Regions from separate parts of the Homo sapiens genome. Here region 2 is linked to region 1. A link is a loop called in an ENCODE intact Hi-C map of the cell type or tissue named here. Cell type or tissue: sigmoid colon. All regions are shown on one strand. Links, peaks and the distances in the headings refer to the core of each region. The heading gives the core; the rest is flanking DNA. Region 1 overlaps BNC2 (basonuclin zinc finger protein 2). Region 2 overlaps BNC2 (basonuclin zinc finger protein 2).

Evidence for each region. Peaks named below come from ENCODE experiments on the same cell type or tissue, not always from the same donor. Only the 100,000 strongest peaks of a DNase experiment are listed, where the experiment ranks them.
Region 2: it touches region 1 in a loop (2.8-fold over the local background); 1 of 110 quality-filtered maps calls a loop at or near these places.

The regions. Positions count from the first base shown.
Region 1 is chr9:16,651,808-16,657,186 of GRCh38, forward strand. All of the region lies in intron 3 of BNC2 (basonuclin zinc finger protein 2), which reads right to left. Among named protein-coding and RNA genes, the nearest start is that of BNC2-AS1, 72 kb to the right of the region's middle. RefSeq lists an enhancer at 1,467-1,967. In sigmoid colon, for the core only: no CTCF peak of the experiment used is centred there; DNase peaks (open chromatin) are centred at 1,804 and 2,144; H3K4me3 peaks cover 1,422 bases; H3K27ac peaks cover 338 bases.
Region 2 is chr9:16,519,037-16,524,415 of GRCh38, forward strand. The region is part of intron 5 of BNC2 (basonuclin zinc finger protein 2); the gene reads right to left. Among named protein-coding and RNA genes, the nearest start is that of BNC2-AS1, 210 kb to the right of the region's middle. In sigmoid colon, for the core only: no CTCF peak of the experiment used is centred there; a DNase peak (open chromatin) is centred at 3,175; H3K27ac peaks cover 711 bases.

The DNA of each region.
Region 1 (5,379 bases), core at 138-5,137:
ACTTTCAAAAGCAATATAATTTCAGTAGTAAATCAAGTGACTATAACATATACGGAGAAGAGAGAAAGACGATTAGCATGTATATATTAAAATAAAAAATAGAGTGTTAAGAAATACCAATCCTGAGTGTTCAGATCTTAAACCATTCCTAATCTATTCTATGCATTATTTTTCTTAGATGGTATTTCTTACACAGCATATGTGTTCCTCAGCTCCCATTTTATAAGTGGAATATCCTTTTGTAAAGACATTGATATATCCTAAATAGTTTGCTTATTTTGTTAATACCCAAAGGCAGACTTGTTCAGCTGTTTCTAACCTCAAAATGTAAATCTGTTTTGGATGAGACATAAAGACCCAACAAAGAGAAACAAGAAATATTTAGAATCAACATAAGAAACCAAAATAATTAATTGAGTCATTGTTTTCAGATAATAGCACTTTTATTAGAATTTTTTTTCTCTCAGGAGTCTGCAAAACTCAATACTACACAGAGATCTCATACTATAAAAACAAGTAAAAACTAACTATAAAACAAATGTTTTTTTTTAACCATTGGGTTTTCTTTTAGGTTGCCAAACCAGTCACTTAAACAAATAGGATGAATGTGAAAATGGAGATGTAGAAAATAATGGGGCTTTTCACGAAAGTGAATGCCTTACTTGTTATTTTTATCTTCAGTGGTCTACTTTTTGAAAAATTCACTTTAATAAAAGATTTAAAGTGAATTATACAAATGTAATATAGTATTACACACATTGAACCTGTCTGCATTATTTTACTTGAAAAAGAGAAACCTCGTTTTTAAAGGAGAGGTTTTTACACCCTAAGTGCACATGATATCATCACTTTTCTTCCCCATCAGTGTGCCTCATATTTTCCTTCGGGCAAATCTGAAATCTACTGGAGTTTTTCCTCATGGACAGCTCAATCTTATGGACAGAAGTTGTGCATGCAACAACATTCCTAAAAGTGAAAGGGAGAAAGGCATCCTCCCTGTTATTGTTAGTCAAAATAAAACACTCAGCTTCAGCAAAGAGTAACTGAAACACCTTCTACTTGGAGGCAAGCATTTCTGGCAAACCGAAGTCTTGACACACCAAGCCCAACAGGAGATAGGGTATACTTCCTCAAGGGCACCCTGTGGGCCCTACTCCCTAATGGTTTACGGGATCAAGTTTTGAACTCTTGATTTCAAAATGTTGGCGGTTATATGTTTCTATTTATATTAGATGATCTCCAAATTACAAACTAGTATTTTTAGTTTAAAATTACCTGATTTTCAGAATAAATGAATTTTTTAAATGCTGCAAAATGACTTAAGAGTACAGTGAATTTTAAGACTATAAAGAGACCTGCAGATTCATATGGACAAATGGGTCTGTGTAGTTTTACTGTTAAACAACTTTTAAAATAACTGCAGATCAATTAAGTGTGACAGTTGATTACTCTTCCCCATCTCACCAAAGCTTTTGAAATAGAGAAGAGGGGAAACACACGCACTCACAAATGTAAGTGCCCACACACAGAAATCTCCCCTTCGATATGTACAAACAGAAAATAAACTATCTCCTCTTGCCGCCTTAAATACAAAATGCACACATATACACCATTGCCCAGACATCCTTCAGTTTATCTCACGGACAAATGAAATAAAAAGGGCTTCTTTTTGTGTGTTTTAAGACACACACAAAAAAGCACACACGCTCCCTCCAAGAATCCTGCCTCCAATTTTCTGTCACAAGGAGCACTCTGGGGGCCTGGCGGGGGAAGTGTTTGGGAAACAGAAGGAGCCGTTTCAGCAGGCATCGGTTTCTCTCTGTGCCTGTGAAGTGGACATTGGCATATCTTGCCTAGGCTGCTCCTGTGGGGTTCATCTGGTCGGCAGGGTGGGGAATAGTTGTCTGCACCATACCAAGGTCAGCCTGCTAGGTCTGACAGTCTCTGTCTCTGTACAAAGAAAAGAATCAATACTTTTGGACTACGGCTGTGCCCTCAGTGTAAAACAACAAACATGCAGCGTCTGACATGTTTCTAGGTGATTTGTGGCAGAACCTCTTGTCTGATCTGTATCCAGGAGCTGCTGTGTTACTGCTCTTTGCTTTTCGCCTCCCCCACTCCTTCCTCGGCCCCCCTCCTGCCTGCCCCAGCTCTGTGATGTCTAATACTTTACTCAGGTACAGAGGCGGGTGTTCTACCCTACAGCTACTTGTCACTCAATAAATCACACCTACAAGCGCAGTCTGCACAGAGTGATCTGGGCTTTAACAAAGGATCAGAGGGACAAAGTGCAGGCAAGATGCTGTAATTATAGCAAAAATAAAACATTCAGAGAGAGGGACAAAAGCACAGGCTCTTAGGCAACTACAGTAGAAATTGTATTTTTTGTCCTCTCTTTTGGTTTCACTCTCTTAATGCACTCCTCCCATCTTTCCTCTGCCGAACCCCAACACCATTTATTTTTGTTGTTCTTGCTCATTTTCATTCTAACTAGAGTTCAGGGCATAACATAAGCATTATTAAAGAGTCCATTAAAATAAACAATGCTCATCTCAGATGTTAAAATGTACGTAAGTTGTGCTAATGAAAGAGAGGCACTTTTAATAATTACCTTTACTATCTTCAGTTTATATCCTTATCTAAAATATTTGCGCATGCAGGTCCCAAATCCTCCTGAAACAGACCAAAACATAACAACAGTACCAAAAGACAGCTATTAATTATGACTTGAACTTAATTATTTGAACAGCCATTAAACAATTTAACTTACACAAAAACACACTTGTTTTGTCTGAGTTAATTTGTGTAGATATACTTCTTCAGTAAAATATTAACATATAGGTTGCTCAATTTGCTTTGGAACAATTTTATACTAGATCTGTTCTTTTTTACCCATCCCCCATGCCCCCAAATTTATTTTCCAGAGCCTGAACCATTAGCCAAGTCAGATAAGAAGGTTTTGGACAGTGTATTCTGTTCTAAATATTTTAAATGCAGCAGTTTGAGTTATCCCAGCAATTTCAGTCACATCAGACACCTCTTAATGCAGGAAAAATGACGTTCCATCATGGAGGTCTTGCACAAGTCTCTACTGTAACTGTTGCTGATGAAAATAAAAGTGAGTTAGAATAGCTCTACACTTCCTTCCTAGTCAATCAATGCCTGACAGCACCAGTTCCTTCAGCCATGTACTTCAGAAATGATAGATCAATAACTGTGGTTTAACAACAGGGAGCCACCAATCATTATACGAATGATTAAAAGGGGTCTCACTCACATACACCTCTGCAGACAGACTAGGCCACGAGATCAGAATCCTTGCCACATTATGCTTCATATTACAGAAATTCAAGTAAAGGAGGAAAAAACTGGGGGAGGGAAAATCATTACGATACAGCATAAAGGAAATATTAAATGCTTCATGACCATGCTAATTTTAAGCCACTATCTTAAAACACAAATTCTCCAAATTCACTAAAATAAAGATGAATAAAAGCAAATATGGGGGGACAGTGCTTATTGCTAAATCCTACAAAGCATCAATGTATTAAGATTACTTGGAATTTGCCCCTATACACACCTGCAGGCCGCATCTGCCGACAGTATGAGACTCAGGTAACTATCTTGGAAATCTCCCCTGCAGTGACTTATTTTATCTCACTGTATTACAGTTCCTCCTTGACTATCTATCTGAAAAGTCTAAAAGGCCATAAAAAGGCAGGACTATTTCATCCAGGAATAAAAAAAGTCCCTAGCACAAAACAAAATTCAAGCATTACTGACAAATTAATTAAATGAATGAATCAGACTTTTAAAAAATCGAGTCTCTTTTTGAAATAATTCTAACAAAAGATATTATACAACTTCCCTCACGTGCCTATTATAGAATATTTTCCTTGAATTCACTTATTACAAAGCAAAGCCTTTTATCAAACTACCAAACTGTTCCAAATGGCAAAATTCTCCACAATTGCTGACTTTCCTTTCTCATTTGTCTAGAGCAGCAGCGAACGACTGTCCTGGCATGCACAGTCAGGCAGCAAAGAACACGTGCTGACTGGGGGCCACTCTGATCTCAGTACTGTTCTAGAAGCCACAGATGTACTGACCTCTGACAGAATGAAGATGGACACGTGTGGACATATTCGCCACGCATTGTAAGTACTTCAGAAGAGGCACATACAAGGCAGTGTTCTTAATAGGGGAGGTTTGTCACCCAGGAAACACTGGGAATGTCTGGAGACACTTTTGGTTGTCACAACTGAGTGTGGAGGACAGTTACTGGTAGCTATGAGTAGAGGTCAAGAAGCTGCTGAATATCCCACAGTGTAGCACAAAGAATTATCCAACACAAAATGTTACCAGTTCCAAGGCTGAGTAACCCTGTGTGTAGGTGCTCAGGGAACACAGAAGAGAATGTGCTTAATTCTACCTCGAGAATGGAGGAAAGGGAGAACTCTACTCACCCGTAAAAGCAGGAGACAAGAAAAGTGGTTACAAGAAAGGACAAAGGGACGACAATGGGGCCACCCATGCTGAGGAGTTTCTGTCTCATTCGATGCACCAGGAGAACTGATGGTAGGATTCGGGGGTGGGGAGAGACAGAATTCACAGTACCAGTAGGAGAAACAGCCTCAAGAATGTTGAAAGTGGAGTCTGAAGTCAAGAAATAATGGAAGGCTCCCTCACCTCAAGATTTGCTGAGGTATAACTGGTATACAAAAAACCACACAAAATTAATGTCTACAATTTGGTGAGTTTGGATATATGTATGCATTCATGCTACCATCACCACAACCAGAATAATAAACATATTCATCATCTCCAAAAGCTTCCATGTGGACCTTTAGGGTTTTATTTGTTTTTGTTTTGTGGTATGAATGCTTAACATGAGAAGTACTGTCTTAACAAATTTCTAGATGCACAATATCATATTGTTAACTGTAGGCAATATGTTGTACAGCAGATCTCTGGGACTTATTCATCTTATATAACTAAATTTATACCCATTCAAAACAACTCCTCACAGAGGGAATCTTTACAAGATTAGAGGCACTGGGGATGCAGAATAATGAATGGGGAAACAGAAGTCAGTTGCCATTTAAAATTGGGGAAGGAGGTATGAGCTAGGGAGAAGGACAAGTCTAAGCTGACTTTCTGGTTTCTAGCCAGATGGTGATGCTATTTAAAGAACGGTGGAGGCTGACTATAGTGGGGCAAGGGTAGACACTAAAAATTTAGCTTCTGACTGGCTTAGTTTTGAAGTGGATCAACCGAGAGAGCTCCATACAAATATGGAGCCCTACAGAGAAGCCTGGGTTGGAGAAACAGGTGGGCAGTTAACATCAAATCTGCAGAAATTTAAAATAATGGGAATGA
Region 2 (5,379 bases), core at 298-5,297, 130 kb before region 1:
GTCAGATTAATTTTTAGAAAGAGACAGAGGTAAGCACTGTGCTTCGTTTTCTTTTAAACAGGGATGAATGCCTCCTTTACTGGCCCTACCTTCTCAGCTGTCATTAAAATATAACCCAGTAGTGTCTAGGGACTGTGTCTCTGGGAGGTGTGACCTTCATTTGCATGATAAATCCCAGTGCATTCCATTAGCAATAGAGGGGAGGGATAGGTATGAGGGGGTGATTCTTACAGAAGAAATTTTGTCTAGAGCTGGAAAGAGGAGTAGCCCTAGTTGAATGGATCAAGGGCCAGAGACAAGGATTCTGAAAATTCTAACGTAAAGTCCCAAAAGATAGGAATTGGAGCTTTTATCTCAAATCAACCTTAGCAGATTTAGGAGATAACCTCTTCGGATGTAGAGATGTGTTCCTTTGGACAGGTAGAGACAACCCTCACTTCTGGGAGAGTTTCTCATTTTGTAGTGGCGAATGAGCCCTAGTGGCAGTGGGTGGACTTCAAAGGCAGCACACTAGTTAGACCTGGGGCTGCTGCTGATCAAGTGAAACATGAGGTTAGACGGAAAGGCTGTCCAAGGCTGCCATGCTGTTAGCAGACAATGACAACAAAAATAGCTGCTACTTGTGGAGTTCTCATTAGGTACTAAGCACTTAACTACCATTTTCTCCAGTTTTTTCTACAACCCTGTAAGGTAGACATTATCATTTCTATTTCACAGAAGAGAAAAGTGAGGTTCATGGAGGTTAAGTAATTTGCTCAAGTCATACAACTGGCAAGAGAAAGAATCAGACTTTGAAACAACACCAAAGACTGTGTTTGGCCTCCTTCCAGGTAGAACTAAAGGAGTTATGTTCCAGTGGAGGACAGATGACCATACCCACGAGACAGTCAACAGACACTGGCAGGGACCAGTGCCATAGTTCCTGGGACCAAACATGGCAAGGCCCAGAATCCAAGGACCAAATCAAATTATCTTTAAGAATCCTTCTTGAGAAACTCTAATGGGCAGATACCGACACATTTTGGCTACCATAATCTGACTTCTGCAGGATGATGTCTGCTCCCTTCTCTTCCAGCTAAATGCACACGCACAGTAGTTCCAGGAGGCCTACGAGGAAACCTTTCCCGTGCTTCTTGATGGGACTCTCAGGCAAGAGTAAAACAATCATCTCACACTGCTGAACACCAACCCGACACTTGGGCTCTTCCAGCTTGAAGCATTCTTGTCATAAGGGTCACAGAAAAGGAAACATCGAAGGTCAGTGCTTCATTATGTGAGTGATTTTGAGGGAAAGGGAGAGAAGCAAGAGAGAAAACCTTGAACAAGAAAGAAGCCAAAGATTCAAAAAGAAAAGCAGGAATGGTTAAGTACAAAATCGAGAAGGAAAGGAACTGGTGTAAGAACAATCTGAATGGAGAGCATGAGATTCCTATTCCTCTGCAATATTGCAGGTAGTTGCATGCACAGACATTTTTCACTACCTAAATCTGTCTTCTTCCTGTGTTTAGACAATGATAGCATAGATAGCAAGAGTTGGAGAGCAAGAGATAGGACATTCTCTGAACAGCACATAAGAGAGTGTAGACCAAGGGAGACTCCTTTCATCCCAGCAGCCCAATCTAAGTAATTTATCTGAATCCATATCATTCCTGAGTACAGAGAGCTCAAGTTCACACAGTAAGGAGTAACTGTACTTTGTGATTCCAGGTTCCACTGTACCTGCATAAGCTATGGGCATATATGTTGTGTTACTATAAGTTTCTTATATCAGGCCACTTGAATGACTTTATAAATAAGAAATCCTGTCTTCAGTATGGCACAAGCATAGCTTTAAAAAAATTGCAAAGAAAAACAGAAATCCAAGGCAATTTTGAAGAATTTCCTCCAAGAATGACTGACTTGGGTCTTTCTCCAGACATACTAATATTAGTATTTTACTCCAGCTTCTCATCAATTTACATGGGTTTACTTCAATCCCAAGGGAACTGTGGGGCCATCCCCACACCATGGAGCAAGATATAAGAGGAACATACATCAGACAGGAGAATCACTTAAAAAAGTGATAAAGAGACAGAATTTAGGCTTCTTAAAGATAAAGAATGGCTAGCCTGCCCTGGGAGTTTTCTAGAAAACTCAAGATATGACAGATGTGGCCGACATATTTGGAAGAGACCAGGAAAGGTCTGCCAGAGGCTGCTTTTCAAAAGAAAGGAACAAAAATAGTGGAAGCTCTATCTCCCTCTACCTCCCCTGTCTGGTGCTCCGAATGTACCCACAACCCAACTGAAATCTTAAGTTAAATTTCCACCGGAAATAAAAGGTCTAAGTGGGAATGGGGACAATGTTGCTGATTTGGCAATGTGAGCAGCAATGTCATGACACTTCAGTGCTTTATGATATAACGTGTTAGCATGGCAGTATTCGTCATATACTGGCCATAAATAGGTAAAACGTGAATGGTTTACATCATTAGAGAAGAAAATATAATTTGCGCACATATACCTATTTCCTGCAGTATGAAAAGAGTAATGTACTCTTCTGAGGGAGGGGACGGGAATTAAAGACTCACCAATAATTCTTTCTATGTGTGTGCCTTTATGGTTTTTTGACATGTATTTTACGTTTTCCTTCCAGAGATTCTTTGTAACGTGAGATTCCTTAAAAGTGCTACTTCCTACTAACAGTAGTCACCAACATTAAAACTCCATATCATGTTAAATTGGATTACTGAGTTCTAATTTTACCTTAAATGGAGCAGAGGGGGGTGTAACATTTTTTAAGCCACAGCAAGAAATCCATGGGATAGCTGCAACCGTTTTTAAATACTCATATTTTTGTATGAGTATTAGGCCTGTCTGTGACAATGTTCTTGGAAAAAATTAAAAAGCTCCCTTCCTCCAATAATATGCTCAACATCCTCTTTTGCCAGAGGCACTCACTCATTATATAAATCAAACAAGCACACAGCACTAGACAAAAAGTGACTAGTAATGCCCAGCACATTCCTCTGCTTGAGCTGAGATGATTTTGGTGCATTGCATGCAGATGTCAGGTATTTTAATAAAGAGCTCCATTGTGCAGGCCCCACTACTCCTCCTTAGCTCCCAGCACTCCCTGAAAAGGGGGGCAGGAGGAGAGGGGAAGAGCAACAGCCATTCCAGCTGGAGCTGGAACCTAGTCTGAGTCAGGAAAACCACAGCTCATAAGCAAAGAGGAAGCATAATGTTCTACAAGGACAAAACATTAGCAGAAATGTCACTCAGCCCCAGTTCCACATGTTGGCTGCCACGGCCTCTTCCTCCTAGCATGCCCGATTGATATAAATTCCATCTGCTCAGCAGCCAAGTGACAGAGAAGAAATACCGGCATCTGGTCTCCATTGCTGTCGGGTTTTTGTTCCATGTAAGACCTTAGCTAGAGACATATGAAGAGATGAAGGTGCTGGCAAGCGACTAAAAGGCTGAACTGGCAAAAGGAGACTTTCTGATGCTTTTCACACTTCTCTTTAGATTTTTTACAGGGATGGGGGAGGGTGTGACTGAGACTTGATAACCTGAACAGTGGGAGCCAAGAGGCCTGAAGGTCATTTCGTGTTTTTTAAGGTTTGAAGCTTTTTAAAAGAGTTTTAATGTTAAAAACGATAAAGCACAACACTTATTCCCCCTTTCCATCCATTTAATGCAACAGAAGGCAACTAAGTCACAGAAGAATGTTCTTCAGCTATTTTTTCCCCCTTCTCTTAAACATCCACCGATTTGGACCTGCTCCACAGGCACTTTATATTCTCCTGAGGAGCAGCTGAAAAATGCCAAAAATCAAAACCACCACTCTGTTTTAACCCCCAGCTGTCCAGAAAAGTATAAAGTCATCTATCAAGCCTAAAACCATGATGGGAAAGAAAAGCCAGTCTAAGCCTCATAAAGAAAGCTGGATGCTCCAAGAGTTCACTCCCACCAATCTCTCAGGTCATCATTTAATTATTCACTCAATCAGAAGACTGAGAACAGTGAAAATGAAACATGGAAGCAGAACTGGTGAGAGAAAACACAGGTATCGAGTTTCAGTGTCTATTCGTGTGTTTTCAAAGCGGTATCAATGAAAATGGCTCTGTTCACAAACATAACACGGAAAGGGTTTTTAAAATAAAACAACTGGCCGGACGCGGTGGCTCACACCTGTAATCCCAGCACTTTGGGAGGCCGAGGTGGGTGGATCATGAAGTCAGGAGATGGAGACCATCCTGGCTAACACGATGAAACCCTGTCTCTACTAAAAACACAAAAAATTAGCCGGGCAGGGTGGCAGGCGCCTGTGGTCCCAGCTACTTGGGAGGCTAAGGCAGGAGAATGGCATGAACCCGGGAGGCGGAGCTTGCAGTGAGCCGAGATAGCGCCACTGCACTCCAGCCTGGACGAAATAGCAAGACCCCGTCTCAAAACAAAAAAAAAAAACAAAACAAAAAAAAACAATTAATGTCAGGTCCTAACGCTGCCTTGAAAAACAACTGTGAAGGTGAATCTTGTTAAACCCTCTTCAAAGTATGACTAAAGAGAAGAAAGGTATAAACTTTCTGGAAAAAGAATACAAAAAAAGATTAAAAGAATCTTTTGGCCCAGCGCGGTGGCTCACACCTATAATCCCAACACCAGAGGCCGAGGCGGGCGGATCACCTGAGGTCAATAGTTCGAGACCAGCCTGGCCAACATGGTGAAACCCTGTCTCTACTAAAAATACAAAAAATTAGCCAGGCATGGTGGCAGACGCCTGTAATCCCAGCTACTTGGGAGGCTGAGGCAGGAGAATCGCTTGAACCCAGGAGGCAGAGATTGCAGTGAACTGAGATCGTCCAGGAGGCAGAGATTGCAGTGAGCTGAGATTGTGCTACTGCACTCCAGCCTGGACAACAATTCCATCTCAAAAAAGAATATTTTAATAACTGTTCTATTTTACAACTCTAACAGATTTTAGCTTCACCCAAAAAAACAAAACACCACCATATGAGATTATGCTGTGAAATAAGCTGCTTCTTCAATCTCCACCTTTTCCTCTTTACTACCTAATGAGCACTTGGGGTGAGAACACCATGCATGGTAAAAGAAGCGAATTATAATAAAGACAAAAAAGTTAAATAAAATGACAAGGAAACCAGTAGCAACAGAGTTGACTGTGACCCCTTTGAAACTGCTACCAGTGTTAATGACTGATGAAACTGTAATGAAGTACAGTATGAGCTACTAGTAGACACCAGATTTAACCTGAGAGTGAATGGGGCTTCAGCTCAGGTCTCTCATTTGCCTAGGTCGTTAGGAGTTTCAGAGTAAGAGAACATCCTAGGTGGTAAGGAGACGCCAGAGTGCAAACAGGCAAGATTTCTAGGTA